Linked DNA regions of Mus musculus: region 2 is linked to region 1. A link is a contact called in ENCODE Hi-C or POLR2A ChIA-PET data. All regions are on one chromosome and are shown on one strand. The core of a region is the stretch at or near the end of the contact, and the rest is flanking DNA. Distances in the headings are between cores, read along the strand shown.

Region 1 (5,961 bases), core at 2,211-4,710:
AAAATATATACAAAATACAACTGAACAAAATGATTTGCAGAGCCAGGAGTGGTGGCTGATACCTGCAATCTCAGCCCTTCAGAGACAGGAGCAGGACTGCTGTCAGTTCAAGGCCAATCTGGGTTATACAAGCCTGAGATGTATCGAGACTCACGAGACTCATAAAAACCAAACAACAAACAAAAACTAGAAAGAATCTATCCCCCACCACAAAACTCAGTAACTTGGAGATGGCTGGAACTCTACCTATAAGAAAGAATGATGGAGGGAAACTCTCCCCACACTCTGAACATCATCAACTCTGCAAGACCTCAGCCACTTCTCCAGAAATGCATTTGAAGTTTTATCATTACAGGTCCTTTCTCTCCCTTGTAGTAAGAAGGCCACCCCGCTGAGAACTGCTTACCGTTACAGTACTCCAGCTCAATCAGCAGGGTGGTGTTGTCCATGAAGTGGTTGTAGTAGGCAATGATGTTGTCGTGCTGTAGCAGTGCCAGGATGACAATCTCATTCAGGGCATCTCGACGTTCCTTCTCAGATAGCCGGGTCAAGTCAACTTCCTTCCACACCACCAGTGAGTCGTCCTGCAACACAGGAGCAGGACCAGTGTGTTTCCCTCCCGCCTGGCAGTGCACGGATCCAAACCCAACCTGGGAGCCTAGAAAGGAGCCTCCTAGAGGGGCAAAGAATGACTCTTTACTCCTTTTGACAGACTTAAGGTTCTGCACAGTTATTATACTTTGCTGAAGAACTAGGGGAGACAAAGACTGAAGGTGGCATTTTCTGGCTTGGAAAGATGGTTACGTGTCTAAGAGAGTATGTTGCTTTTGCAGAGGACCAGAGTTTGATTACCAGTGTCCACTCTGGGCAGCTTCCAAATGCTTATAGCTTTGGCTCTGGGAGGGCCCGGGTGGGACCCAATGCTCCTGACCTCTGAAGGGACGACCCTCACTTGCACATACCCACATAGAGACAGTGAATTAAAACTGAAACTAAATCTTTTAAAAATATATATAGTGTTATTTTGAGGGCTGGCAAGATGGCTTACTGGGTAAAGGTGTTTACTGTTAAGTCTGATAGCTTGAATTTGAGCCCCAAGAACCTGTACAGCGGAAGAACTGACTCCCACACACATGCAGAAAAATTATAGAAAAAAAAATCAAAACACTACTTTGTTGCTACTCTTAATTTGTACAGTATTAGTTCCGGGTATTAGTATTAGATGGGACCTGATCTCAGGAATTCTACTGAGGGATCCTGCGGGTCCCTAGTGATAATGGGACTTGGGGCAGAACTGGAATTTGAGGAAGAAGTGCACAGCACTATCTCCAGCTAACAGCAGGGGCTTATAAAACGCAAATATTAAACCTGCCTGATTCCATAAACTTAAACTTCGTGACTTTCATTTACTCTTTCTGAATAAGACGCCCCCCCCCCCAATCCCACAGGCCCCTGCTTTTTTTAATCCTCATAAGGTGCAGTCACTTCCATTTTGGGGTACTTCGCATTCTTTAGCTACTGCTTCCTGGCCTACCAGCACCCACTGTAACATTCCTTTAGGATACCTCAGCAAGTTTCTTTTGGAAAACTTTAAACTTTTTCCCATATGTGTAAACACCACTCATCCTCAGAGCCTGCACTGCCCGCGAGGAGTCCTCAGTGCTTTTTTTTTTGTCTCCTTGGGATATCCACACCTAAGACCCTGTTACTAACATGACTGGCTGGTCTTCTTGCTGTAACTATAACCTAGAGGGAAAGGGCTACTTCTCAGAAGCTTTGTAAGTTCATATCTTATAAATACCATGTGACAGAGATAGCGTCATACAGTTCTGAGAAGTGTGATAAAATTAACTCAAAGCTAGTAACCAAGTTGAACATGACATATAAGACAGAGATAGGAAACTGGTACTCACTGCTCAACGGTGAGAAAGTGAGCCACTTAACTATACTGACTTAAATGCTAGAAAATAATCGGCACAAATAAGAACATAGGCGACTACAGATGATAATGTCCACTAATGGGTTGGTTACTGGAATAGAAAAGAACACAAAGATATTTTCTTGCAACTACTTTTCTTCCATCTTTCATAGATATATGCTGGACGCTGGAGGTATGGCTCAGTAGTGGAATGCCTTCTGAGCACTGGCAAAGCCCGTTTTATCCCCAGCACAAAAAGTTCTGGCTGGGAGCAGACACTAGAATTGCAAGTGCATGAATCACCTTTTGCAACCTCAGCAAGTTCTCATTAAATGTTTACCCTAAAGCTAGAGTTTTAAGGCTGTGGTGATTAGACTCAAGTTATGGTTAACTTTTGGAGGTAGACTCACTACAGGGTTTTAAATCAGTACACATTCTTAATTTTGGATTCAGTAACTCATGGGTCTCTCCATTGTGACCTTATGCAAGAAGGTGGGAAAAATGACTTAGCTTCCTTGGGTTCTCAAAGAAAGGGGTCCTTGTTTCTCCAGACTCAACTCCACCAATAAAGTATTTGTCTTATACAATCACTGAAGGAAAAGCAAGAAAACAAACAAACAAACAATGATCTTTCTGGTGATCAAGGAAATCCTCCGAGTGATCATTTATGAAAAAAACAAAAACAAAAACAAGAAAACAAAGCCTACAGGGCTAGCAGTGTGTTGTAGCTGCCAGTGTGGCTATTTGGAAGTACACACCAACTCCCCATCCCGCCCTTCAACAGCTATACGAAAGGAAGTAAGCTTTTACAGACTGTTCCCAAAGAGCAAGTAAGCTTTTTATATTGTTCCCAATGTGCAAAGCACCTTCGTTTGGACCTCAAAATAACCTTTAAAAAAGTAAAGGTTTTTTTTTTGGGGGGGGGGGCGAGGTTGTTATCGCTAAGTCCAATTAACAAATGGGAAAACTAAAATGCAAAAGACCGCTCAATGACTCGCTCAGTGACAGCGGTGATTAAACCAATGTCCTACAGCAGGGGAAGCGAAAGCACGGTGGGGTTCCCGAGACCTAAACCCCAAGGGACGCCTGACCATAGAGGGCCAGGGGCAAGCAGCACTGGAAAGCGGGGCCGGGAAGGAGGGCGCGGGGAGGCCCGGCAGCGGCCGGAGCCGAGGGCCGCTACCTCGGTGCGGCGGTACAGCGTGGCCTCCCCAAAGGCACCGCGGCCCAGAACGCGGATGGGGATGTAGTGCAGCTCCTCCTGCTCCGCCGCCCCGCCGCCGGCTCGCGGCCCTGGGACAGCGCTGGGGCCCGGGCCCGAGTCCCCGCCACCCCCGGACTCGCTTCCGAAGTCCGAGTTGATGGAATCGCAGTGTCGCTCGTACTCGCCCAGCACCGACATGGCGGCGGAGGCCGCAGCTCGCCGGGAGCCGCCCGCGTATCCACGGCGGGCAGGGCCGGCCGCTTAGCGCCTCAATGGCCTCAGACGCCAGGCAGCGGCTTAGGTGGCCCCGCGGCCCAGGGAGCTTCCATGGTGGCTCCTGCCCCCTGACCCGGAAGCGGTTCTTAGTGTTTCCGGCTCGCCGAGGTTTTCCCTCCGCCTTTCGCGTGCCCACTTGTTGCAGATGCGTCCCGCACACCTTGGGCGTCGCTGGCCTTCACACCCGCGAGTGTCGTGGAAGCGGAAGAGTGACCACACGGCGGGTTTGCAGACCGCTTCCCTACAACCCCCTACCAGCTTTCCAGACTGCGTCACATTTTGGAGGTGGTCCAGGCTAATCCTGGCGACACGTTTGTCCCAGGAGCTGTGACTGTGTTAGCTGTCACTTGGCTTGTTGGGCAGGGCTCCTTTTTTTTTTTTTTTTTTTTTTTTTTTTTGTAGCGATAGTGTAGCAAAGATAATGGAGCAAGCTAAAACATTAGACTTCTGACAACTTTAACAATTCCTTCTTCCTTCCTCCTCCTCCTCCTCTCCTCCTCCTCCTCCTCTTCCTCCTCCTCCTCCTCTTCCTCCTCCTCCTTTTCCTCCTTTTCCTCCTTTTCCTTCTTCATTAAGTCTATAAAGTTGCAGGACTATGACCACCACAGGGTTGCCTAAGTTGGGACAATGCTAAAGGGTTTTGTTTTTCTTTTCTTTTCTTTTTTTTTTTTTTTTTAATGATATTATGGCCCCAGATCCTCAGAGCGCCATGAAAACAATGTTTATGTGTCTGTTGGGGGTGGGGTGGGGATTGTTTTAGGTGATACAGCTAGTTAGGAGGAACTTGAGAGGCAAACCCTGCAGTCTGGCCCCAGAATTAGGAAAGGGCAGGGCGTGATGAAACTAAGGTTATGGGACTGGCGCCATTACACTTGTTGGGCAGAAGCAGGAAGTACACTTTGTATGTTGTACAGTTTGGTGTTTCCTGTGGACAGTGGGAAACTAAAGCAAAGGAGTAGGTGATTAGGGCTCTGTTTTGTGTGTGTGTGTGTGTGTGTGTGTGTGTGTGTGTGTGTGTGTGTGTGCCGATTGAATTCAAGTTGCCTGATTTGCATGGCAAAACCTTTATCCACAGAGCCATCTTACTGGCTCTCAAAGCTCTAGCCTTCTGAGGAAATCTGCTCAAGATTTCTTTCATTAGCATAATGATTAAAACATCCTTTTGCTTAAGTGCCCTGCAGTAAATCAGTGACTTTTTTTTTCTTTAATTTATCTGTTTTCACTCCCTGTGCTTTAAAAAACAACAATTATAGAGGAATCCTTGCTCACCCAGACAAAGGGGCACTAAAGATTAACAGACAAATACACCTCAAATGGTTTCTGCTAGCTTTTATTTGTGAAAGTTTACACAAACATCTCCAACAGGTGAGCCTGTATAAATCCCACATGCCTCTTCCCATTAACAAACAGAAGATGGCTCTGATGGGGGTTCATGACAATGGTAAGGAACAAGGTTTGTTGAAACTGTATGATTCTCAGTTATTTTGACTATGCTGGAACGGAGGGAAGCAGATAATATACCTGTTTATAAAGCGGATATGCTGTTGTGCACGCCTACTGTCAAAGGCAAATGCTCTTCAACTGAACTGAAAAGCATGTTGTCCAGTTTGGTTGTTTTGGGCATGATCAAAATGATCGAAAGGACTTGAAAGAATTTCAGTTCTACAGAGCTTAAGTTTATACTTGTTCTTGGAAACAAAAACATGGACAGAATGCTCTATTTTCTCCTCTCTGAAAAATTGACATTTTTCAGAAAAGAAAATAGAAATCTAATAGAGCGGCTGTCACTGCTCCTTAGGGGGGAAGGCACACGTCAGAAAACAGGAGTCTCTTGTTAGGCTAATGGGACAGACAGGCTATGGTTTTGCACTTAAAAGTCTACAAATGGATTTTGACCCCAAAGTTTATTCTTTTCATACTTACATTGTTCTCCTATCACTTGATATATGAATGTTACAGATTTCTGACCATCTGCTGTTGCCATGGTGAGGACTTGTATTCTAAGATCTTAGATCTTAGATCATTTTTCAACAGCAGATGGCACTATTGTACCAGAGAACACTTGATGCCATGCAAGAGGAATTTATGGAAGTCATAAGACAAAGGCTTTTGAGTTCATAGTAACTGGAACCTTAACAGCACAGCCTGAGACTTAACCACTACATCTTTCCCATCCACCTGCATACTTCATCCAGGTCATCCTAACGGTATTCTCTGGTAACTTCAATATTCCACTTCTTTACTGCAAGCCCTGTAATTCTCAGAACTGCAATTGAGATAAGCCCTGTAACAGGTCAGCAGGGTTAAAAGGTTACCCACTTTCCCAGGAGAAGTGGGAAAGACTTTAGATGATAAACAAGTATTTTTCCTGTTTACAAGCATTTGTACCCACCCCACCCCCGCCCCCGCCACTGGCAATCAGGCCCAGAGCCTTCTGTATGGTAGGTAGGCACTGTAAACTGGGGTACACTTTCCAGAACTGCCTTGAGGTACCTAAAACTTCCACCGAATGAACCTTGGCTTTGATTTTACAACATATATATTTCAAGTATTTACTATCTGT
Region 2 (5,961 bases), core at 1,967-4,466, 490 kb after region 1:
AGTCTCTTAATATGCAGGATATCTGATATTCGACCCCTGTGAAAGGGTTGTTTGACTCCCAAAGGGTTATGGCCCACAGGTTGAGAACTGCTGTACAAGTGGCTACCAAGACTGGATTAGGCACCAGAACCACCTGGATATTTCTGGAACTGGATTCCTAGCCAAACTTATTGAGGAGCCTGGGGTGGTCAGATACATGGCTGACTTTGGAATCAGCAGCTAGGTCATTGCTACAGAAAATATACTTCTTTACATTCTTTTCTTTTCATTAGTTTAATTAGTTCAGTTTTGGACATAGGAGCTCACCAAGTTGCTCAGTCTGCTTTGAACTCTCAACCTTCTTGCCCTATCCTCCTGTGTGCTAAGATTATAGGCATGTGCTCTGATGCCCATACAGTTTTGACGTCTTACCAAGGTTTGGCTTGCCAGTGTAGAGCTTCTCGTAGAGAAAAGTGTGGTCTCGGAAGCTCTGGAGTGTGTTCCCCATGGCTATAATGGACACCATAACCAGCCAGCTTCGTAACACATTCAGGAAGCGGCTCATGACTCCCCTCCAAGAGAGGGCGCTCTGCCTTGGGAACAAAGAAGGCTGAAAGTTACTTCTACATCAGTCACAAGCTGTCACCTAACCTGTACGAGGGCTGTCTGGAGTGATGTCGGCAGAGCACTTCACACATACCTCTGCTAGTCCTTCGGCCCCACCCTATTTCTTGCTACACCACTTTTATTTCACAAAATATCTAGGAATATTTACCCTAAACAGAGCTATGCTGATCTTTGTCACGGAGGTTTAAAAAAAAAATGCAGTGGGTGGAAATGTCAAATCTAGCACAAAAGACATAGTGAGAAGGACAGAAGAAATGGGGGTGCGGACATTTCTATAAGTAATCAAATGGATTTCTGGGCAAGCTTGTGTTCCTGCCAATGCTCGGTCACTCTAAAGAGGGTGAACGACCAGTACACCTTGCAGCAAGTGGCACCACATTTACCTTTGCTCAACTAATCCTCCAAAGCACAGCATTGCTGTAAGTCAGAATTCCCTCCACTTGCCTGGAATCAGTATTACGCCTTCATCTCTTCATGCCATCCCTTTGCAATACAAATAGCTCAGGGTGATTCAAAATCTACTCAGATACCTGGACACATCCTATCAAATGTACAGAAGTTGCATCATACACTTGAATGGAAACCATAGTGTAACTGTCTGACTAGTCTTCTTAGTTTCCCTCTGCATGGCTCCCAGACACATCATGTTTCATAAACTAAAACAATCGAAAAGACTTGGAAAAGACCTGTCATAGCTTGATGTTGGGTTTCAAGAAAAGTACATTAGCTATAGTTACGGAACACTTGTGTCCTACACTTATATGTGCCCCAAGTATATAACATCTTATTTCACTCACTCCCTACATCAGGATAGGCAGGCACTATTAGTATTTCCACTTTACAGATGGGGATCAGAACCAAGAGCTAAGTGATTTGCTTAGGTAACATAGCTAATATGTGGCTGAGTGCCAGGGTCTGTGGACTCTGTTGCAATACTCCCTCATAGAATGTTTTGATAAAGTTCTCATCTTTTAAAAAATATTTACTTATTTATTTATTTAGAGACAGGGTCTTACTATGTGGCTAGTCTGGAACTCTACATAGATCAGGCTGGCCTGGAACTCACAGAGATCCATCTGCCTCTTCCTCCTGAGTGCTGGGATTAAAGGTGGGTGCGGCCAGGTGCAGCAAAGTTCCCATTTTTTGAGGAAGCTGGTAGGAGAGAGAGCTAGGTTCGGTACTTTTTGTTTAGCTCAAGCCTCGCTGAGTAGTGATTTCCATCAGCTCTAAAGGGATCCCACAGAGACAATTTGTCATAGCCACCATCATATTGGCCCTTCATTTACCTATTGTCAGGCTAACTGCTTTGGCCTGAAAGCTGTAAGAAACTATCAGGCTTCCCTTATCACTGTGGTAATGTTTCAGTATGATTCCCTACTACCCAGTGTATATAGACATCAAGTGAAGTGATGACGAAAAACCAACTATAAAGGGCTCCAGGAGAGAAAGGGTGGACCCAGAGGAAAGAGGTCTCAAACGGGGACTGTCCCAGTCTAGAGATGCTGGGGTGTGCTGATCTTCACAGACACTTACAGCATATGCCAATCTACTTCTTTTTACTTTCTCCTCTCAACACCAGCTTGGGTTATTTAAAAATCCCCCCAGCCCGCCCCCGCACACACTCCCTTTCAGTAGAACGTAGAACTTACACCCTCCATTTATTTCACAGATCTTAGAAATCCCAGAGCTGATGAAAACACACCAGAGCATTTCTGTATGACTCTACCAATTCTTTAAACCCATTCCCTTGGAGTTATGAGGTGGAGAGAGAGGTGGGGTACACCCTTGCCCAGGTCAGCATGGATGCGATACTAATTAACAATCAATAGAGGCAGACTCCTATCCTAGCTACACCACTCATATCTGAGGGGTTCAGACAAGCCAGTGAGACTCTAGAGACTCGGTTTTCTCATCCGTAAAATGGGGATATAAGCCTCTATCTCGAGGGTTACCCGATAATACATGAGGAAAAGTGAAAGCTCGTTGCAGAGCTAGGTTCATAACGACTGCCCGTTCACTCACCCATCCCCAGAATTGACCAAATCTCCATTTTCCTAGCACCTCCTCTTGGACATCGTTTCTAGACTCCTCCACCACCACCTCCGGTTGCTTTCCAGGCAACCCCCACTTTCCTAAATTTTGCAGATAGTTTTACTCGGGTGCTACATCCCACTCCAAATTCTCCTACCTGACGATCCAGTACTACTGCAGCAGTATCAGCAGCATCCGCAAACCAGCTCTCCCTAGGCCAGCTCCGGTCCCAAGTCCACCTGGGCCACTTGTTCCCGCCCCCTCCCTCAGCCCAGCTCCAGGATTGGGTTGTTTTTGTCAGTCCTCGTTCTGATTGGCTACGCTGGCTCAGTTCGAGCAGGCGATAGGGAGTGAACTCCTTTGCTGCCAATCAGCAGTTGCCGCCGCCTGAGCCTCTTCCTGCTACGCCGCTCACGCGGTAAACCCTTCTGTCGAGCGTGGCGGAACTCTGAGTTTGGAGTCAGTCTTTTAGGGGTGGGGAAAACGCAGAGAGAAAAAGGAGCCAAGAAACCTTCTGGTGACAGCCTGGGTTGGCTCTGGTGTCTGAGCGCGCCGTGGTGACGCCATCCGTCAGCGCCCGCAGCCGAGCGTTGTTCGCGCCGCTGGCGGGCGCCTGCGCAGTGGCTCTTAGCGGGCGGTTGCTTGTTGGTTGTTGTAGTAACGGGGGAAGCAGCCTTCGGCGGCTGCGTTGATTCGGGCTGGGGAAGGAGGAGGGAGGTGAAGCAGAGCGTGGTCCCCGCCTGCCGGCCCCGAGCCGTGAGAAGATGAGACAGGTAAACGCCTGCGCCGGCGCGCTCCGGGGAGGTGCGCTCCAGGGTTAGGCGGGCGCCGCTGCGCTTCCCTCCGAGCTCCGGAGCAGCTGTTGGCTTCCGGGCGTGCTGGGCAGAAGCGCTGCGGCAGAGTCGCCGCGTCCTTGCCTGCGGAGCTGCCTGGGGTTGGGGTGTGCTGGGCTGGAGCTGGCGGCTGGTCCCTGTAGGGGCAAGGACTTCCTGAGCATTTATCTCGTTCTACTCTTCAGGGAGCCGAGGAAAGGTGGGCATCCCTGAAGGTTTTAACTTAAAAGACTCTCAAGCATTTTTGGGTAAGGTCGAGAAGTTCCTTTAGGAATCACCCGAAAAGAATCATTGAGGTTGTTTGGTATTACTCATTTCTGCTGAAGATGTGTAGGGTCGGGGTTAGTCACTGTTGCTGCTTGCTGCAGTTGCTTTGTTTTTGAGAGTCTTATTGTATAAGTCAATGCACAGACCAGCAAAAGCTTGGAGAATTGCCACGAATTGATTATCTTTGAGTAGTGACATTAAGGTTAAGCGTTTTCCCTAAACGTTTCTATTTTCTCTATAACGAACATGAAACTTTTTCTCTATGGAAAGTGTTTGAAGTTAGAAGCCTGGGAATTGGAGATTTCCTAATTTTATGTGTCTACTTGATATCCGGATTAAAATGTGTGATTAAAAAAAAAAGTACCAATAATTAGAGTATTTGACTTCCCCTTTCCCCGGCCATTTATGTGATCCCTGCTGAGGAGAAATATTTTCACCACCCTTTTATTAATAGTTCGGGTGATTTGGTTTTCCTAGAAACATAACAGCTTATTCTGTTTGCTTGTGGTAGAGTCTGTATAAATATTGGCAAGGGTTTTGAACCTTGGATTTTTATTTTGATCCTGGTCAGATTTGTTTAGCAAAGAATTTTCTAAACATAGGCTTATCAACTGTCCACATCAGTGCCCTAAAGCCTCTCCTTTGGTGCTTGCTCTTTTATTATATAAAACGACTCAAATTCAGTAACAGCTTTTTAGATACAGCAGAGACAGTATCTGTTTGAAAAAAATTTTGTGTCATACCCTTTTAATCCCAGCAGAGGCAGGCAGATCTCTGAGCTCTAGGCCAGCCTGGTCTACAAGTGAGTTCCAGGACAACCAGGGCTACACAAAGAAACCTTGTCTTGAAAAACAAAAACAAACAAACACAGAAAAAAAATTCTTGATTTTTGTGATATGTGAGGTGCACTGTGGCAGAAGGTAAGCTTCTAGAGACTGGAAAATACTCAGGAATATATTTCTTTTCATCTTAAAGATCATGCAAAAAATCCTGAAGTATGCAACTGCATTGTCTTTGAAGTCCTTTGACTTTCTTACAGGAGTCTGTGCCATCCAAATTGTTTGATCCAGTGAGACTGCAAGGAAGAAAGGTCTCTGAGGCCTCTGTGTGCTGACTGTATGACAGACCCCAAAGGAGATGCCAGTTGTGATGGCCCGGGACCTGGAGGAGACAGCATCGTCCTCAGAGGACGAGGACCTGGCCAACCAAGAGTGAGTGACAGTCAGCCCGCCCTTAAGGGGGGGGTTCCTTTATTCACCTCCAGGTTTCCTTCTTTGTGTTGCCTGGCCCTAGCTTCCATCTGTGTTTGGAGTCAAGATCATATTATTCACTTCCCATCCTTTTTCAGAAATTCGAAGGGTGGGCTTATGTTTCTAGGCCTCTAAGTCAATATCACCTTTAGATGTTCTAAAGTTCAGATAGGAACTCAGGTGAACTTGGTTCCCCACCCCCTTCTGCTTTGTTTTTGAGGTGGGGGTCTCTCATTTCTGTTGCCATACCTCCCACCACATCTGGCGCGCTCTCTCTCTCTCTCCCTCCCTCTCTCTCTCTCTCTGTGTGCACATTTTAAAACAGACTCGCCTGCTTGAGTTTATGTGCAGCATGGGCATGCAGGTTCCTGAGGAGGCCAGGGTACATGGAATTCCTTGGAGCTTCAGTTACAGAGTTTGTGGCAGCTTGATGGAGTGCTGGGAAATGAACCTGGCTCCTCTGCAGGAGCAGGAAGCTCTCATAACTGTTGAGCCATCCTTCTAGTCCCTGCAGTTGGCTTTGTTGTGGGTTTTGGGGGATTGAACATGGGGCATCAGGCTTCCAAGCAAGTACATTTACCTGATGCACCATCTCCTGGCTCTAATAGGTGAACTGAGTGCAGTACGGATGTGGAAGTCAGAGGACAACTTTCTGGAATCTGTTCTCTCCTTCCATCATGTGGGTCCTGGGAATTGAACTTGGGTCAGGTTTGGCGACAAGCACCTTATCCGCTGAGTCATCTTGTCAGCCTTGTGTCTTGACCATAGCTTCTAGTAATTGAAAAATTGGAGATTTTGAAAATTTTAGAGATTGGTGAAACGTTAAGTTCTTAGGCTCTGACCTTGACTCTATAAGTTTTCTCTGAAGCATTTACAGCTGTAGAACGGTGATGATATGAAGGGCAGGCCACACACAGCAGAACCTCTGTGAAGATGCTCCGATGAGAATACTAGAGCTCTGTAGCCTGTGCCGT

What was found. Hi-C counts contacts between places; a loop is a spot of excess contacts on that map. ChIA-PET counts read pairs that join two places held with the same protein, here RNA polymerase II (POLR2A).
Region 2: a loop to region 1 is called in a map of heart, with 2.6 times the contacts of the local background. The contact joins the promoter of Erg28 here to the promoter of Nek9 in region 1. A Hi-C loop is called at or near these places in 6 of 37 maps with a recorded cell type or tissue (heart, left cerebral cortex and v-Abl transformed pro-B cells). POLR2A ChIA-PET finds 5 or more read pairs at or near these places in 1 of 5 experiments (embryonic stem cell).

The regions. Positions count from the first base shown.
Region 1 is chr12:85,335,902-85,341,862 of GRCm38, forward strand. It overlaps Nek9 (NIMA (never in mitosis gene a)-related expressed kinase 9), which reads right to left and starts at 3,461. Exons shown (of 22, transcript NM_145138.2): 1 at 3,102-3,461; 2 at 407-584. The coding sequence starts at 3,320. It overlaps Tmed10 (transmembrane p24 trafficking protein 10), which reads right to left. Exons shown (of 5, transcript NM_026775.4): 5 at 4,713-5,961.
Region 2 is chr12:85,821,677-85,827,637 of GRCm38, forward strand. It overlaps Erg28 (ergosterol biosynthesis 28), which reads right to left and starts at 3,217. Exons shown (of 5, transcript NM_021446.3): 1 at 2,795-3,217; 2 at 412-572. The coding sequence starts at 544. Ttll5 (tubulin tyrosine ligase-like family, member 5) reads left to right here and starts at 3,244. Exons shown (of 34, transcript NM_001081423.3): 1 at 3,244-3,410; 2 at 4,777-4,948. The coding sequence starts at 4,875.